Regions from separate parts of the Homo sapiens genome. Here region 1 is linked to region 2. Evidence: chromatin loops called from intact Hi-C (ENCODE). Cell type or tissue: PC-3. All regions are shown on one strand. Links, peaks and the distances in the headings refer to the core of each region. The heading gives the core; the rest is flanking DNA.

Evidence for each region. Peaks named below come from ENCODE experiments on the same cell type or tissue, not always from the same donor. Only the 100,000 strongest peaks of a DNase experiment are listed, where the experiment ranks them.
Region 1: it touches region 2 in a loop (4-fold over the local background); 2 of 110 quality-filtered maps call a loop at or near these places.

The regions. Positions count from the first base shown.
Region 1 is chr13:73,424,571-73,432,905 of GRCh38, reverse strand. No RefSeq gene overlaps it. Among named protein-coding and RNA genes, the nearest start is that of LINC00392, 140 kb to the left of the region's middle. In PC-3, for the core only: no CTCF peak of the experiment used is centred there; DNase peaks (open chromatin) are centred at 2,985 and 4,545; H3K4me3 peaks cover 341 bases; H3K27ac peaks cover 4,853 bases.
Region 2 is chr13:73,540,023-73,548,365 of GRCh38, reverse strand. LINC00393 (long intergenic non-protein coding RNA 393) reads left to right here. Exons shown (of 4, transcript NR_184171.1): 3 at 1,525-1,566; 4 at 1,692-2,465. Among named protein-coding and RNA genes, the nearest start is that of LINC00392, 20 kb to the left of the region's middle. In PC-3, for the core only: a CTCF peak has its summit at 3,978 (motif pointing right); a DNase peak (open chromatin) is centred at 5,705; H3K27ac peaks cover 1,746 bases.

The DNA of each region.
Region 1 (8,335 bases), core at 336-8,335, 120 kb after region 2:
TCTGAAAATGTGTATTTGGTAGTGAGATATGGTTGATGCATAGAGAGAGAAAGAAGAAGACTACAAGCAACGAAAAGTTGGAGCAGGGCACGGTGACTCACGCCTGTAATCCCAGCACTTTGAGAGGCCGAGGCAAGTGGATCACCTGAGGTCAGGAGTTCAAGTCCAGCCTGGGCAACATGGTGAAACCCTGTCTCTACTAAAAATACAAAAATTAGCTGGGCACGGTGTCACGTGCCTGTAATCCCAGTACTTGGGAGGCTGAGGCAGGAGAATTGCTTAAGCCCAGGAGGGAGAGGCTGCAGTGAGCCGAGATCCCGCCACTGCACTCCAGCTTGGGTGACAGAGCGAGACTCCGTCTCAAAAAAAAAAAAAAAGAAAGAAAAAAGTTGTTAGACAGTAACAAGTGTTATTTTACAGAACAGTTTCCCTAGGGAAGTAATGGAAGCTATCATAAGATCACTGAAATCCTGCTTAATATAATATTAATGAGGATTTTTGAAAAAAAAAACACTCATCTTGGCAGCAAAAACACTGATTAGTCGTCATGTTGATTCCATTTATTTCAATGATGTTGTACTGCAGAATTTATGTGACTCCTAATTAACTCAAGACTATAAAATATAAAAGTATCATATTCATTGGGCAAGCCATAGAATGTATATTTCAGCACTTAAGTGAAATTAACAAATGATAATGATATTTATCTCTGGGGATATTAGATACTAATAACATTGATTATTCATGTAAGTGCCAAGTATTTTTATAATCTTACAGTTCTACTTTAATAAATACTATCATTAATTCAATCCTATGATGCTAAGTTCTACAGGTTAATTATATATGTTAGGTTATTTTCTTGTTACCAATTTCAGTTATTTTTAACTGGGTTTTCTTTTGTTTGAAAAAGACCTAATCACCTTCATTAAATTGAGTGATTTAATTTAATCATTTAAATAATTAAATAGAGTGCCTTCTTTAATTAGCTTAGCTAACTATGAAATCTACTGAATTAGCAATTTCATGGTTTCCCTCCTTATACCTAATACCATAGTTGATGCTGCATTCCTTATGTAGACTTAGGATAGATTTTCAGCAATGATGTAATGTTATTTTTTAAAAAGTGAGTTTTCCGACCAGGTGCAGTGGCTCACACCTGTAATCACAGCACTTTGGGAGGCTGAGGTGGGCAGATCACCTGAGGTCAGAGTTTGAGACCAGCCTGACCAACATGGAGAAACCCCGTCTCTACTAAAAATACAAAATTAGCCAGGCATGGTGGCACATGCCTGTAATCCCAGCTACTTGGGAGGCTGAGGCAGGAGAATTACTCGAACCTGGGAGGCAGAGGTTGCAGTGAGCTGAGATTGCGCCATTGCACTCCAGCATGGGCAACAAGAGCAAAACTCTGTCTCGAAAAAAAAAAAAGCGAGTTTACCATTTCCTTTCAAATAACCTGCTTTTCCTGCTGAGTATCCTCTTCCCCTTCTATCATCCCTGTCACCAGATCATCACACTCTGCATCACTTCTGTGATATCACCACCACCTTCACCACTGTCACCACTACCACTACCATTACCACCAAGTCCTGCATGTATTTTTCTGGCATATTGATCTACTCTTGTGGTTTGTGAGATTGAGCTTGCCCCCAAGAATATACCGAGCCCTCATAAAACAATCTTGTCAGACATGTGGTCCCTATCTTCCAGAAGGAGCTTAACCCTCTCTTGCCTTATTCTCCACTTCTTTTCTTCAAAAGTTTTCCATTCAAACTAGCTCACTTACTATTTCCTTTCTGTAACCTGGTCCCCACTCCTTCCATTCATACTAACTTCCACTTAGATTGCTTTCCTTTCCCAAACTACCAAGATCCAGTGCAAACACCATGCTCTCCAGGAAGCCTTTCATGTTCTCTTCCCCAACTGTAATTCCTGTCTCTTCTAAACCTCCATCTCTGCATGTCCTTTAAACTAATTATCACTGTCTACCTTTTATTCTAATATTTCATGTTTTCCTCATAGTATAGTTTAATAAATGTTTGTTGATCACAGTTTTATGGTGTTGGTCACAGTTTTACCTGCAGGAGTTACATGTCTTTTGCTTCCACTCGAAAAAGAATGGAGGTGTCGAAAAAATAGGTGGATGCCTTTAAGATACAACTGACCAACGGCCCTGAACTTTCCACCTCAACCTGATATTCTGGGCTGAATTAAGAAAAAAAAAAGCATCCTCATAGCTGTGGAGGGGAAATTAATAAACCTTGATTCTGAGAAATATGAAGAAGTCATTTCCCTTTATTCTTCGTTTGGTGACACCATAAACTGGTCTGATAGACATAGCCAAAGAACAGCTTTCTCTATCATTGTCTTCTCATGTTCACTATGCCTTCTCAGAACCTAAAGGCTGGAAGGCGTAATGGAGCAGAAATTTTCTGCCCTGTTAGACACGGTAGTCTGTACCTAATGGTTCTGATGCCTTTAAATGCCCTCCATGATTATGGGATGGGAAGAGGGGAGTGTGTAATGTGGTGGGCACAAACTGGCCTGAAGAGACAGACCAATCTCAATTTAAATACTGGCTTTAGTACTTTCTAAAAGTCATTTCATTTCTTGAAGTCTCAGCTTCCTCATCTGGTAAAAAAAATGTGAATAACATCTACTATCCCATAAGATTTTTAGATGGATTTGAGTTTAAGTAGACAGACAGAGAGACATTCTCTAGAACAATACCTATTATTCCAGAAAAAAAATGACATAGTGTTTTCAATTTTGCCAGTAACTTCAATTGGAATGGATTCCATATTTACCAAATTTAGAACCGTAATGTAGTTTGGGATCTCAGACAAATAGTAAGACCAGTATATATACCAAAGGTCTAAGGCTACCCAGACAATTGTGTTGATATTAAGTAAATCAGAGATCAGGGCAGTAAATATTTATAGCAAATACAAGCCATGGAAAGCTCTATTGTGTCTTAGGAATGAAGAGTGACTCATGCATTGCTGCATGTTCAGACAAGGAGTGGTTGAGGAAGAAATCACCTTTTTTCCAGTTACCCAGCAAAGCTTTGGGGAAGAGGTGAAAATAGGGGAAGAAAGGGGCCTAGCTCAGCTAAGAATAGGTGGTGTGTCCAGAAACAGGGTTTAAGGATTAAAAGATAATGAGTTTATTAGCTCACCTAAAGAGAACTCACAGGGACTAGAAAACAGAAAAATAAGAAACACCTGGGTTTCTTTTCCTGGCACATACTTGCACGATCTCTCTGAGACTCATTCTATCATTTACTCACCCATTCATTCATTCATTCATCTATTCAGTCATTTACAAATATTTAGTTAGAAATCATGTACTGAGCAATGAGTAATGAACACACTGTGGAGGGATAGAAATGTCTTGAGTGTGTAATTATGAAAAGATAGATGTATTCCATAAGAAAACCCTCATTTCAATTTCACTTCTTTTTTTTTTTTTTTTTTTTTTGAGACAGAGTCTTGCTCTGTCATTTCACCCAGGCCGGAGTGCAATAGCGTGATCTCGGCTCACTGCAACCTCCACCTCCCAGGTTCAAGCAATTCTCCTGTCTCAGCCTCTCAAGTAGCTCCCAACTACAGGCACAGGCCACCACACCCAGCTAATTTTTGTATTTTTAGTAGAGACAGGGTTTCACCATGTTGGTCAGGCTGGTCTCAAACTCCTGACCTCAGGTGATCAGCCTGCCTTGGTCTCCCAAACTGGTGGGATTACAGGCATGAGTCACAGCCCGGACACCTCATTTTATTTCTTGATTTGATGAGGGATTTAACTAGATAATTATGTATCTCTGCCATCTCCAAAACTGAAATTCTGAGTGATGAAACTCACTTTGCCAGTTTGCACTTTGCAATTTGGCAAAGGTCATCAAACAGAATATTTCCCGTTTCCAATGTTCAGCACATCTGACAACCCTGAAGGGCTCCTATTACCTATGCATGCACTTGTGCACACACTTGTCCCCACAGGCCTGCAGACCTAATGACACACAGATATGTCTGGGAGTGGCACTAAGCACTCAGGGAAATGTGGACATTAGAAAATTATCTTGGGAAATTATCATGGGTTTAAAATCATGCATTGAGGTCAATATGCAAATAATTGCATCAAGTATTTACTCTTTATGAGATAATACTACTAAAATATTATCTTCTAAGGATTAAATTTTTGGTCTATTTCTATCCAATGAATTTCTTTTAAATCTGCAAAGTGAAGACATTTTCTCATGTTTCAAATATGAAAACAATGAGTTCTGATGATTTAAAAAAATCTCAAGTAACTTAAAATTGTTTAGTGCTAAAACTGCAAGTATCTCCCTCTTCTAGTGTTTGAGTCACTTATCTCAGATGTATTAGTCACATTCCTTAAGGCTGAACTTCATTTTATTAATTTCTGAAAATTTCTCCTTATGTAAGGAGATCTGGAGCTCTGCAGGAGCATTAGAACAAGATCAGTCTGTTCTTAACGTGACAAATTATACGGTTTCTATGTGAACATTGCCCTTCTTGATTCAGAGTCAGAAAGCATGAGAGTTGAGATGACTCACAGTTTCCCGACACTGGAGGAACTAGTTTACTTCTGCAGCCCCTTAAATACCATCAGAGACTGACTTGATTCTTCCTAAGTACAAGCAACTTTTGGAAAATCACATTCTAGGTAAGTGAGATAGTGTGGATAATGTACAATCTCAGTGGAAATTTAGCAATAGAATTGTATCAGTCAAAATCAGAAAAGGAACTAACAAAGCCCTTTGTTAACCCCCATGTTGCCCCTCGATAAAATCAATATTTAAACATTTTAGACAGATGTTTATACAGTAAGGTGACTTGGTAATGTTAATATTGGCGAGGAATACCAATGTCTTGATATTCCTTTACAAACAGGTTTCAAATTACAAAAAATAAGTCACAGATAGATGTATCAATAACATACCAATGCTCAGAGCACCCCCCTAAAGCCCAGGAAGCTGGGCTGCCCTTCTCTACTTGGCTGAAATATTGCCATTTTCCTCCGCAGCCTCAAATTCTAAAACTATACTATGAGTTATTTTTGCTTAAAGGCCATGAGTGTCAGAATTGCAGTCCAATCTATCTCAATATTTGCATATGTAATAGTAGAATGAGTTCATAGGTAGAAAAAAAATAAATCTTATAGCCCCTGTTAGGTAAATTACATAATTTTCTTCTGCCAAGATTCCTTCATCTATTTTATCAAAAAAGGATAATGAGATCTATCTCACTAGCATTTGTGAATATTAAAAAACAGCATTTAAAGTGCCATTCTGCAGATGTTAGTTAACATCCTCTTCTCTTCTTAAAAAGTCATGGAGTTTTTCACCACAAAAATAGATTGAATAAGGATATATATGACATTTTTCAAAAGAGTTCAAAAGAAAAAATAATTTGCCAAAGAAAAGAATCACAAAAGGACTAATGAAAGCTCTAGATCAAAGACCGCCTACTATTATAGTAGTTACCAAACAAACTACACTCACCAAGCTAAGCCTGGGATCACCCGATCACAAACAACTCCAACACTCCCCTGGCTGGGACATCCTGGAGTCTGTTGCAAGTGGGCCACTTGGTGACAAGCAAGGGTTCTGGTGACAGGAAGAGCTTTCTCGCACAGTCCACCTCCAGCCCACGCCATCCTCCTCAATCTCCTGGGCTTAAGCAGTATGGAGGCAGAAGCCAGAGCTTAGGAACAATAACAAATGTGTCATCTCTATCAAATCCTTTCTGAAAAGACGGAGTATGTGAAAGAAGAAATAAACAAATTTTAGAGCTGGGATGCAACCATTATGAAAAGTAGAAAGAGCGTGGACTTTGGAGTCAGACACTTGCTCTCTGCCACTTCCTAGCTGTGTGTCTTCTGACAAGTTCCTCAAGCTCCCAGGCTCAGTTTCCCCATTGTCATATGGAGTAATAATAGCTGCTAAGGAGGTCTATTCTGAGGATGAATAGATACAGTATACGTAAGATGATGTGGCCAGGTTCCCAGAACCTGGGCTGCCCTATAGATATTAATGCTCTTCCAATGTACATAGATGCACTGACCTCAGAACAGCATTTGATGTACTGGGAAGAAATGGAGAGAGAAGATAGAAAAAAGGCCACTAATAGCAAATAATTGAAGTAGTGGCAATAGTAGTAGTAATAATATGTTGAAAGAATGGGCAAGGAGCTAGCCCACCAGCCTAATACTGATTCAGAGTTAGAAAATGCAGAAAATATGATATTTTCAATAATGTTATGAAAAAGAGGAAATGAGAGTTACAGAAAAGCAAAGAACTTCATCCTTTATCAAGATGATTTGTCCCTCATAGTGAACTATCCAAAATACAAAAAGGCTGGAAGATTCATACATTCAGTTAGCCCATAAATACCAGTAATTACCAAGTTAAAAATAAAAAAGAATAACATTGATTGTGGGTTTTTTTCTGATAATAAAGATGGAAAAATGATGTCAATTTGGAAAATTTAAGTACAGAAGAGTTTAAACAAGAAAATAAAAAGCATTAAATTTATCTAGACATATATCATGTGCTTACCCATTTGTTTATTTATTCAACAAATACGTATTTTTTCATTCAACACATAAGCCAGGCACTGTTCTAAGTAATGGAGATCCAACAGTGAGCAACAAGAAAAAGTCCCCAGCTCAAAGGGCTTACATTCTACTGGAGAGAGAAAGGATGAAAAAGGAAAACAAGTCACTTGCTCCTAAGGGCTATTTAAAAAGAAGGTTGGGGGGAGCTTTCTAAGGGAGAGAGGAAATACTGGGGTGAGACTGGAATGTCTTTAAAAATGGGTATGCACGCAAGGAGATGGCTCTTATGCAAAGACTTTCAGGAGGTGACAGCACCAGCCATGTGGAGCATTCCAGGCGGAGGTAAGTGTAGATGAAAAGAACGAGAAGGTGTTCGGTGAGAATTAGCGACACAAGGGGCTAGTGGGGCTGAACCCGAGTTTTTTTGGTTGTTGTTTTTTTATTTTATTTTATTTGTATTTATTTATTTATTTTTGAGACAGAATCTTGCTCTGTCGCCCAGGCTGGAGTGCAGTGTCGCGATCTGGGCTCACTACAACCTCTGCCTCCTGGGTTCAAGTGATTCTCCTGCCTCAACCTCCCAAGTAGCTGGGATTACAGGCGTGCACCACCACACCTGGCTAATTTGTTACTTTTAGTAGAGATGGGGCTTCACCATGTTGGCCAGGCTGGCCTCAAACTCCTGGCCTCAGGTGTTCTGCCCGACTAGCCTCCCAAAGTGCTGAGATTATAGGTGTGAGCCACTGGGCCTGGCGAAACCGAAAGTTTGAGAAAAGTGGTGGGCAATGAGTTCAGAGAGAGAGCAGAACGTCAATCAGGAAGGCTTTTGCAGGCCAATACACAGAACTGGCTTTGCTTTTGGAGGCTTCCGAACAGAGAAGTGACATGACTTGATGCATGTTAAAGGCTCAATCTGTCTCTGGCTGTTGTGCTGAGAAAAGGGAATGGAGGGAGGAAGGGCTAGTGCAAAGACCCCAGTTAAGAGATCTCTGCAGTCACCTAGGCAGGAGATGATAGAGGCAGGAGCCAGAGAAGAAGTTGGAGATCGTGGAAAGGGATCAGATTCTGGACACTTTGAAAGGAGAGGTGAATGGATTGAATGTGGGTGTGAGGGAAAGAAAGAAATCAAAACAGACCCCCAGATGTTTGACTTGAGCAATTGGAAGGATGAAGTTTCCCTTTATCAAGATGGGGAAGACTAGAGGAGAAACAGATTTAACAATTTATGGCTAGAAATTTAAAAATCTGAATGTAGACACATAAAGTTTGAGATGATTATTGGCTATCCATGTGGAGATGTCTAAAAGATATCAGTGATAGGCATATGTTATATACGTATGTAAATAACAAAGAAGAATCATACACTATACTTTATTCAGTTTTGTAATATGTTAGAAGTATTTTTTCCTAATCTTAAATGTTCTTTGAGAACATTATTTTAAAACTTTATAATATCCCTTGCTATATCTTAACATTCATCTACTTTTATACATTAGTTTCAGTTTATTATTATTAATATATTATGGTTTAATAAAAATCTTTGACAGCCTCACTGTCTCCTTAAAGGACTCATCCAGTTACAAGGTCGAAGAGTGTGAAGTCTTTTAAAACACGATACATATTGAATTGCATTACCAAAAGCCTATACCAATCTAGAGTTCACTCCTAGGTCTCAGAGTACCCACCTGTTTAACTACATATACTTTTGCCAAAATAGAAGATGATCATTTTCAAAAGTTTTTTCCAATTCTATAAG
Region 2 (8,343 bases), core at 260-8,259:
TTATTGATTTCATTTATTTTCCTATTAGTACCACCCCACAGGCTAATTTTTATGAAATGAGTTGAGCTTGTAGATATCAATCAGGACTAATTATTTCTTTCTTCATTACTAAAAACCATGCCTTGTCTCTTCCTGTGAGAACAAGTTTTATATTTTTAATTTGTTTCTCATATATTTATGTGTCAGTAATTGGTTCATGTATTAGTCTAATGTCTACCAAAATCTTTTCTATTTATCAAAAAAAGAGCTAGAATATATACTGAATGTCTTCCTAAGGACAAATTACTGTATAGTGATGGCAAATATTTGACTATTCTTTTTCTTCTTTATGTTTTGATACATAATTATAGCTATTATTAATCAAATTATCTCAGCTATAGTGAAGATGATGAATAGCATTTTTAAGCCTCTACCTGGAGAAATGAGGACAGATTACTTTATATAACATACCTGTGTTTGTCTCCATGCCTTCCAGAAGGTTTCACATGAATATATTTATATTTTATTTCTCTTAGCCTTATGTGCTTGGTACCCTCCACATTTGTCATTTATAGGTATATCTTTCTCAATTTACAAAATGAAGATATCAGCCAGGATTGACTCTTTGGCAAAGAAATAAACCCAGTGAATGTTTGACTAGCATTCAGTTATACTCTTTTAGATTAAAACTTCAAATGACATTTTCTGCATGTATGTAACACTTGGGAGAACCATAACACCCAGACTTGCTCATGGTTTTTCCTTAGGCTATCCAAATAAGAAAACAAGTCTGTATTTTCCAGACAATAAGGCTGAAAACAGTGTAAAGAAGTGTGATGATTCAGGTCAATGAGGTAATTGAAGAAACGTCATGACAACCAAAATTAAAATGACCAGTTTCCCATTTGCATGTGCCAGCAATTCCTCAGGAAATCTTTCTGGTTGCTTTTTGCTCCTATTAGACAGGATAATGTGGCTACAAATTATATCCAACTGAGAGAGGATTGACTCATCCTCAGCAGGTATTGTGGGAGCAGATAAACCCCAAAAGGACAACAGTCAGAGAAATAGCTGAGAACAAAGCAAAACACACACAAACATGCACACACATACAGATTATTACATTACATAGTAGATTATAAAATTAATATACATATATTAATTTTTCTCTCCCATTTCTACTGTGATAATTCTTGGTGATCATTTTAAAACTTTCAAAATAAAAAGTTCCTGTTAACTTCATACCACTCTAACTTGCTTCATGATTTGTTATATATACTATGGTACAAAACAATATTGAAGACCATGGCATCTTCCTCTTACCTACTCAAATGTTCTCTAGGACAGTAATGTCATCAGAAGGTACCTTCCTCCCATCTGGTCATGGCCTTCACAGTAACAAAAGGTGGAGGCATAATACCATTATGAGCCCTCCCTTGTGTTGGACATCCAGGTACACTTTTGCTGAGTCTTCTGTAGCCAGGAGAGACATAAAAACAGATATCCTGTTCTACCTACACCTGTCTCTTCTTCTGTGCCCCACAGGTTTGGAGGTCAACTGCAGTGAGGTCTCTATACCACAGAGTGGTGAGTCCCCAAGTCCCGGTGAACTTAGGAAATGGGCATTATCCTCTGGAAGACGTTTATAGAGGTGACTTTTTTGGTAAGTCCCTGGGACTCCTGTTGACATGGGAATTACTTTCTTCCCTCAGTTGTTGGCGTCTCACATGGCCATTCATCAGCTCAATACAAACAAGTCTTCACGGAGGTGGAGTTTCCTCCTCACCTGTTGCTAAACCAGGCAGCGTGGATTGGCATATTCACTGACTTCATGGCACGAAGGCCTACAAAAGCGGAACAACTTTTCACCAGTGCAAAAATGTTCCAAAAGATACTCTCTCTGTCCAATACACTTGTAAGTGCATTCTAGAATATAAAAAATAGAGAGAGATAAATGTTCTGTTGAAAGATAATCTCCCAAAATATAAGTTTTTATGTAAGACAGTGCTCTCAAGTCATAAATGGTAAATTCTTCTGAAAGTCACAGAGGAAATTACTCTTAAGACCTCTGTCTTGTTAAGTTATCATAGTAATAAAATCTCAACCTACTAAGGTAACTTTCTAAACATGTCAGAGCTTGAAAGTCTCTTGTAAACCTCTAAATACAAAGAAAACCTAAGTTTATTTATTGAAGTTCAAGCTGTAGAAATCTGACAGCTTTGAGGACTTTAAAAGATACTGAATCAACTGCTATAAAAGGAAAACAGTCTTGACAATTTTAATTCATATAGTATTACAACTGAAGAAACTATTTGATGATTTATGAAGGGCACATTTGCCGGCTGTGTTTTGGAGTTTTTGCATGAAAAGTGAATTTGTACTCAGACTGTTTGCATCTTCAAAGACCCATGAGCTTGGCTGTAGGGGCATGCAACATTAGGTTTGGAAATATATGAAATAAATATTGCTATGCCTTAAGAATGTGATTTAACTGTCAATTTGCTTTGATACGTAGGTTTAAAGTTTTGGGTTATTTTATATATGCTATTCATGTATATCTGTATTGGAGGCATCCACTCGCTGCTTTAGAAGCTCCTGGAGAGTAGAAATTGTCTCCATGTAGCTCTCAGCAATTAATAAACACTGAAGGCAACTGGGCTTTTAATTCTTTTTAATGCTTAGTTACTTAATTCAATATCTACTCCATTCTATTTGGTCTCAAGTGTATTGTGTGTGAACAGAATAAACAAAAGACTGAATGAATGAAGTCAGATGTAACTTAGACAAAGTTTCTGGAATGGCTCCTTAATAAAATCCTCTTCAAAGAATAGGATCCAAACAAAGAGAGGACACATGATTTCTGAAATTAAAATCACTGTCTAATTGGAGAAGATAAATGTACCCACGTGATTCATCCAGAGACTAATTACAAAGCAGCCTGTGAGCAAGTCTAAGATTGTTTAGTATACACTAAGTGTGCGGTTGCTAAACAGACGATGTGCAGATAAGCATCAGCTATGGGCAAGCGGTGGTCCCTGTCTTCTCCTGAACTCCTACCTTCTATTAATATTTCAACATTCCTCTTCCTTGGGAACTTATTCTCCAGGAGCTCAATCACTTTATGAACAAATATAAGAGAGACCTATGACACCCAAGATTTTCCCTTGTATTCCCTTTGAAACCAATATGTGTTTTGTTTCTTCTTGAACCAAACCATCAACTTTGCCATTATAACCTAATGGAGAGGGAAATTAGTTTAATGGGTCAGGTGATCTTTGAGTGTCTCTCAAATCATTGAATGCAATCAACTTTCTTTCCTGCCTGCTGGCTCCATCTGTAATCAGCAGAGATTTCTTGTACAGAGAAGAGTAAGGGGCACCTTCCTGAAAGAGCTGTGTTTGTATGCAAGGCACAGGAAAAACTGATGCTCTAACCTTCAGTGATGTGGTGAGGACTTGTCTTGGGCATAAAACTTAAGTCAGCACCAAATAACACAATAATCAGGATAGATAGTATTTTAATGCAATATTTTTAAGATAAAATATATGCAAAAATATTCATGATAAAAAATATCAAAGTTTTAAATAAAGACAGGATCAATACTACTGATTTTTTTCCTTTTGCCTTAAGCTCCAATATGACTTAGCATAGCAAGGTTACTAGTTCTATTTAAAAAAAAAATTAGTTTTGCTCATCGCGGATTTTCTTGCATTAATCTTAACTTTAAAAAATTTCGTTAAAATATTATTTGTCTTGATTATTGACATTTTTTATTGCCCCCTTAAGTTTTTCACCTGAGATAAGTGACTCATTCAGCTTACTTTTCCCCACTGATGATAAAGAGGAAAAGAGGGAAGATAAATTGCTATGGGGTACAAATGACGAATGTAGTTTCCAATAATGTCAGAATATTAAATTTGAGTTTTCCTGGAATGAAACAATGATTTAGAAAAAAGAAAGAAAGAAAATAATAGATCTGGGATATAGTGATATACCTGGGAATTCTCATAGCCACAAGAGGGCATCAATTAAAATTTTGAGAGAATATGCACTCCAAGAGAGTATGGAAGGAAAAAAACAGAGAACTAAGGACTTACCTGAGGAGTTACCAATAGTTCTAAATGACAGATCTTTCTCTATGGATTATTGTACCCAAAGCATATGACATTCTAGAACAGGAGTTCTTCAACTTGCACATGCATCAGAATCTCCTAGAGGGCTCGTTGAAGTGCAGATTGCGGAGCCCACACCCAGGATTTTATTTCAGTAGATTTGAGGTGGGGGCTGGCATGTCTAACAAGTTCCCAAGAGATACTGAGACTTCTTATTCATGGGCCACACCTTGAGAGCAAGCGGGCTAGAATAAATAGACTCTATAACACAGTGGTTTGTTCAAAAATTTATGTAGTAAAATACTCTATAGAGAAATCAAATTGTATCATTTCTTACTATAAACTCTTAAGGAAGAAACTAAAGTAATTCTTCCACCTCCCTTCCAAGACTAGACAGTAAGGGCAATAAAGAAAGAAAACTAGTTGGAGTAAGATAATAGAGAGTGGTGGAGATTGTCAACTGGAGATTACGTGTCCAGTCTAAAGGTATTGAAGTTTAATTAAAACAAAACAAATCACTATGTGAGACAAACAATTTCTGCCTTTAAAATTCTGGGCCCAACAAGAATATTAGACTGGATTGCCTGAGGCCAGGTGCAGTGGTGCGAACACTTTGGGAGGCTGAGACAGGAGCATGGTTTGAGGCCAGGAGTTTCAGGCCATTCTGGGCAACATAGTAAGACCCTGCCTCTACAAAATATTTAAAAATCAGCTGGGCATGGTGGTGAACACCTATAGTCCTAGCTACTCAGGAGGCTAAGGTGGGAGGATTGCTTGAGCCCAGGAGTTGGAGGTTACAGCGAGTTATGATCTTGCCACTGCACTCCAGCCTGGGTGACAGAGAAAGACCCCATCTCTAAAAATAAATTAAAAATAAAGAAATAAAAATAAACTGGATCACCTGAAAAAGAAAGGCTTTGGAGGCTTGCTGATTTAATATTTGGGAAGGGAACAACTAGGTTACTGGTAAATTGGTTTGACTCTTCAACTGAGGAGAAAAAGGGGCTTAGGGTGCACAAGTGACATAGGTCAGCGCCATTAAAATGCAGCCCCTTATTGCTGAGAGGACTAAGAACTGTGTCCTGTGACCTAGGAAGCTCTGATGAGGGTCTCCAAGTCACGTGTGGCTGGAAAAATTGGAACTGCCAGAGAGCAGTCCATCTGTGAACAAGCCATTGAAACATGGGCTGTGGCAGCCACAAGTAAACAGAGATTGAGGAATGATGCTGTTGTCCTCCATCATCCTGTACCCCCAAATCTTGAGGTCCTTAGCCCAAGGTAGATAATGAGGGTTCTGAAAATCACTAAGTTTGAAGTTCTCATCAATCTTGAAAAATAAAAAGCTCAATCTATATTTAATATAATTTAGCAAAATGGGGAAATGTGACATTTTTTGCATTCCAAGTGTTAGAGTAACCCATACTTTTTCAGTTAAAGAAGACAACTTGATAGCAGACCAGCCTAATCTGAAGTACTAGCTTGACAACTGTTAGTTTATAGAGTAATATATGGAACCCAATCTGTCTACCCCCCTACTCCAAGAATTTGCTGAGAAGACATCAGTTTCATTCCTGCTTCCTTTAGCACAAGGTGGTACAACCTGTTTTCCACACTGCAAAGGGTGAGTCAGCTGAGAATTATATAACAGTTTGGAGTATGCCAAGCAAGTTACCAAAAAGGGATACATCTCATGGTTAGGCATAGGTGCCTGAGTGGATCTCAGTGTAAATAAGCTTCCAAGCAGGCTGCCTGGGCTCCATTTTTAGCCTTAAAACCCATGGAACAGAGAGAGATTCATGGGATGATAAAATGTCCAATAAACTGAAATAATTCAGCAGAAGAAAGGGCTAAGAACCAGAGACATGCAGGTGCTATGGTCTGAATGCTTGAACTCCCCCAAATTTCATATGTTGAAATCTAATCACCAGTGTGATGATATTAGGTGATGGGTCCATTGGGAGGTGATTAGATCATGAGAGCAGAGCTCTCACTGAGTGGGATTAGTGCTCTTACAAAAGAGGTCCTGGCCAGGTGTGGAGTCTCATGTCTGTAATCCCAGCACTTTGGGAGGCCAAGGCAGGTGGATCATGAGGTCAGGAGTTCGAGACCAGCCTGGCCAATATTGTGAAACCCCATCTCTATTAAAAATACAAAAATCAGCCAGGCGTGGTGGTGCACGCCTGTAATCCCAGACACCCGGGAGGCCAAGGCAGAAGAATCACTTGAACCCAGGAGGCAGAGTTTGCAGTGAGCCGAGATCGCACCACTGTACTCTAGCCTGGGCAACAGAGCAAGACTCTCAAAAAAAAAAAAAAAAAGAGGTCCCAGAGGGTTGCCTCATCCCTTCCTCTAGGTAAGAATGCAGCAAGAAGATACCATCTATGAACCAAGAAACAGGCCCTCACCAGACATTGATTCTAAAGGTGCCTTGATATTGGGCTTCCCAGCCTCCAGAACTGTGAGAAATAAATTTATATTGCCTATAGAAATTTATTGTTGAAAGAAATACCCAGTATGTGGTATTTTGTTATAGCAGCCCGAACGGACTAAGACAGCAGGTAGTAGTGAACCATCTTCATCTTCTGAAACAGGTATCTGAAAACTATACCCAGGGGCCAAATCTGGCCCACCATCTACTTCTAGAAAGAAAGTGTTACTAGAATACAAACACACTCATCTCGGTATGTTTCCTCTAGCTGCTTTGCATTGCAATGGCAGAATGGAGTGGTTGTGACAGAGACTGTATGGCCTGAAAAGCTGAAAATATTTGCTATCTGGCCATTTACAGAAAATCTTTGTTTACCCTTGCTCTAGAAAGAAAGACAGGAAAGTTCGGAGGCTCCACACGTACTAAATTCACCTGGATTATGGTCAAGTTGCATTTTATTTACATCTCAAAGGTCAGTAGACCTCAGCGATTTCTGTTCATAGTAATATCTGTGGACAGATTTGACAGAAAATATTAATATTCCTGACCTGGTGAAATCTGAAAAGAGTCCTTATCCAATGGTGGCTTTCAACCTGTTTTTTAGGTTCAGTCTTAATAATTGGTCCCAAACTTCAGATCTTGCTGATCCACTAGCTGGATTTTAAGCTGGCTAAACTACTGCCACGAGTTGCCCATAGTTTCACAAAAGGTAGCAGGTTGCTTTCTGACTCTGCCTGACGTGACTGTTTATGAGTAAAATGAAGAAATTGTAATTTGTCCTCGCAGTCCTATGCCCCTTCTTTCCTGGTAACATCTCAGTTGCAGTGGCCTAGTGTGCTCATACTTTCTTCCTATCAAAACCTGCCCCTATAAGACAACATCTAAAATTCGCTCACAGTAAAATACAAATAATATATGTCAAAGTCCTAGAGACATCAGCAAGTGTGGGGTGGAGGCACAGTAAACAAATTTTTCTTTCATTCTCTCTCTTTTTGAGGTGGGGTACAAACACACAGAAAAAAAAAATACCAGGTAGGCTTGTAGCTTCCAGCCCCCAAGAGCCAGCCCCTCTGTGCTTAATCCTCTGTGCTTAACCTAAGAACCCCTACAACAAAATCACCCAGAATGGTGAATTTTCTCAAATATTTAGGGAAGAAATAATAACGTTCCTATTCAAATTTACTCAGAAAATAGAGGACGTGGGAACACTTCCCAACTCATTCTATGAGGTTAGTGTTATCCAAAGACATCATGAAACAAAAACTACAGAATGGTGTTCCTCGTGAATATAGATAGAAAAATCTTTAACAAAATATTAGCAAACCAAATCCAGCAACATATAAAAAAGTAATACATATAAAAATGCCATAAACCATGGCAGTAATTCTACCAGCTTAAAATTCAGCTAGCGGAAATCCAGCTTTACCAAAGAAGACAAAGTTGGTATACCACCTGAAAATGAATCCATGTAATACATCATGTTAGTAGAACAAAGGAAAAATCTACATGATCGTCTCAGTAGATTCAGCCAAAGCATTTGACAAGACAAATACCCATTCACAATACAAACGCTGAACAAACAAGGAATAGAAGGGAACTTCCTCCACCTGTTCTGAATATTTTATAAACAAACAAACAAACAAATACCAGCGCTAACATGATATCCAATGCTGAAATACTGACTGCTTTCCTCTTAAGATAAAGAACAAGTAAGGATGTCCACTCGCACAACTTCTACGTAACACTGTATAGGAGCCTCTAGTCGAGGTAACAAGGCAGAAATAAAAAATTAAAGGCATGCAAATTGGAAAGGAGAAAGTAAAG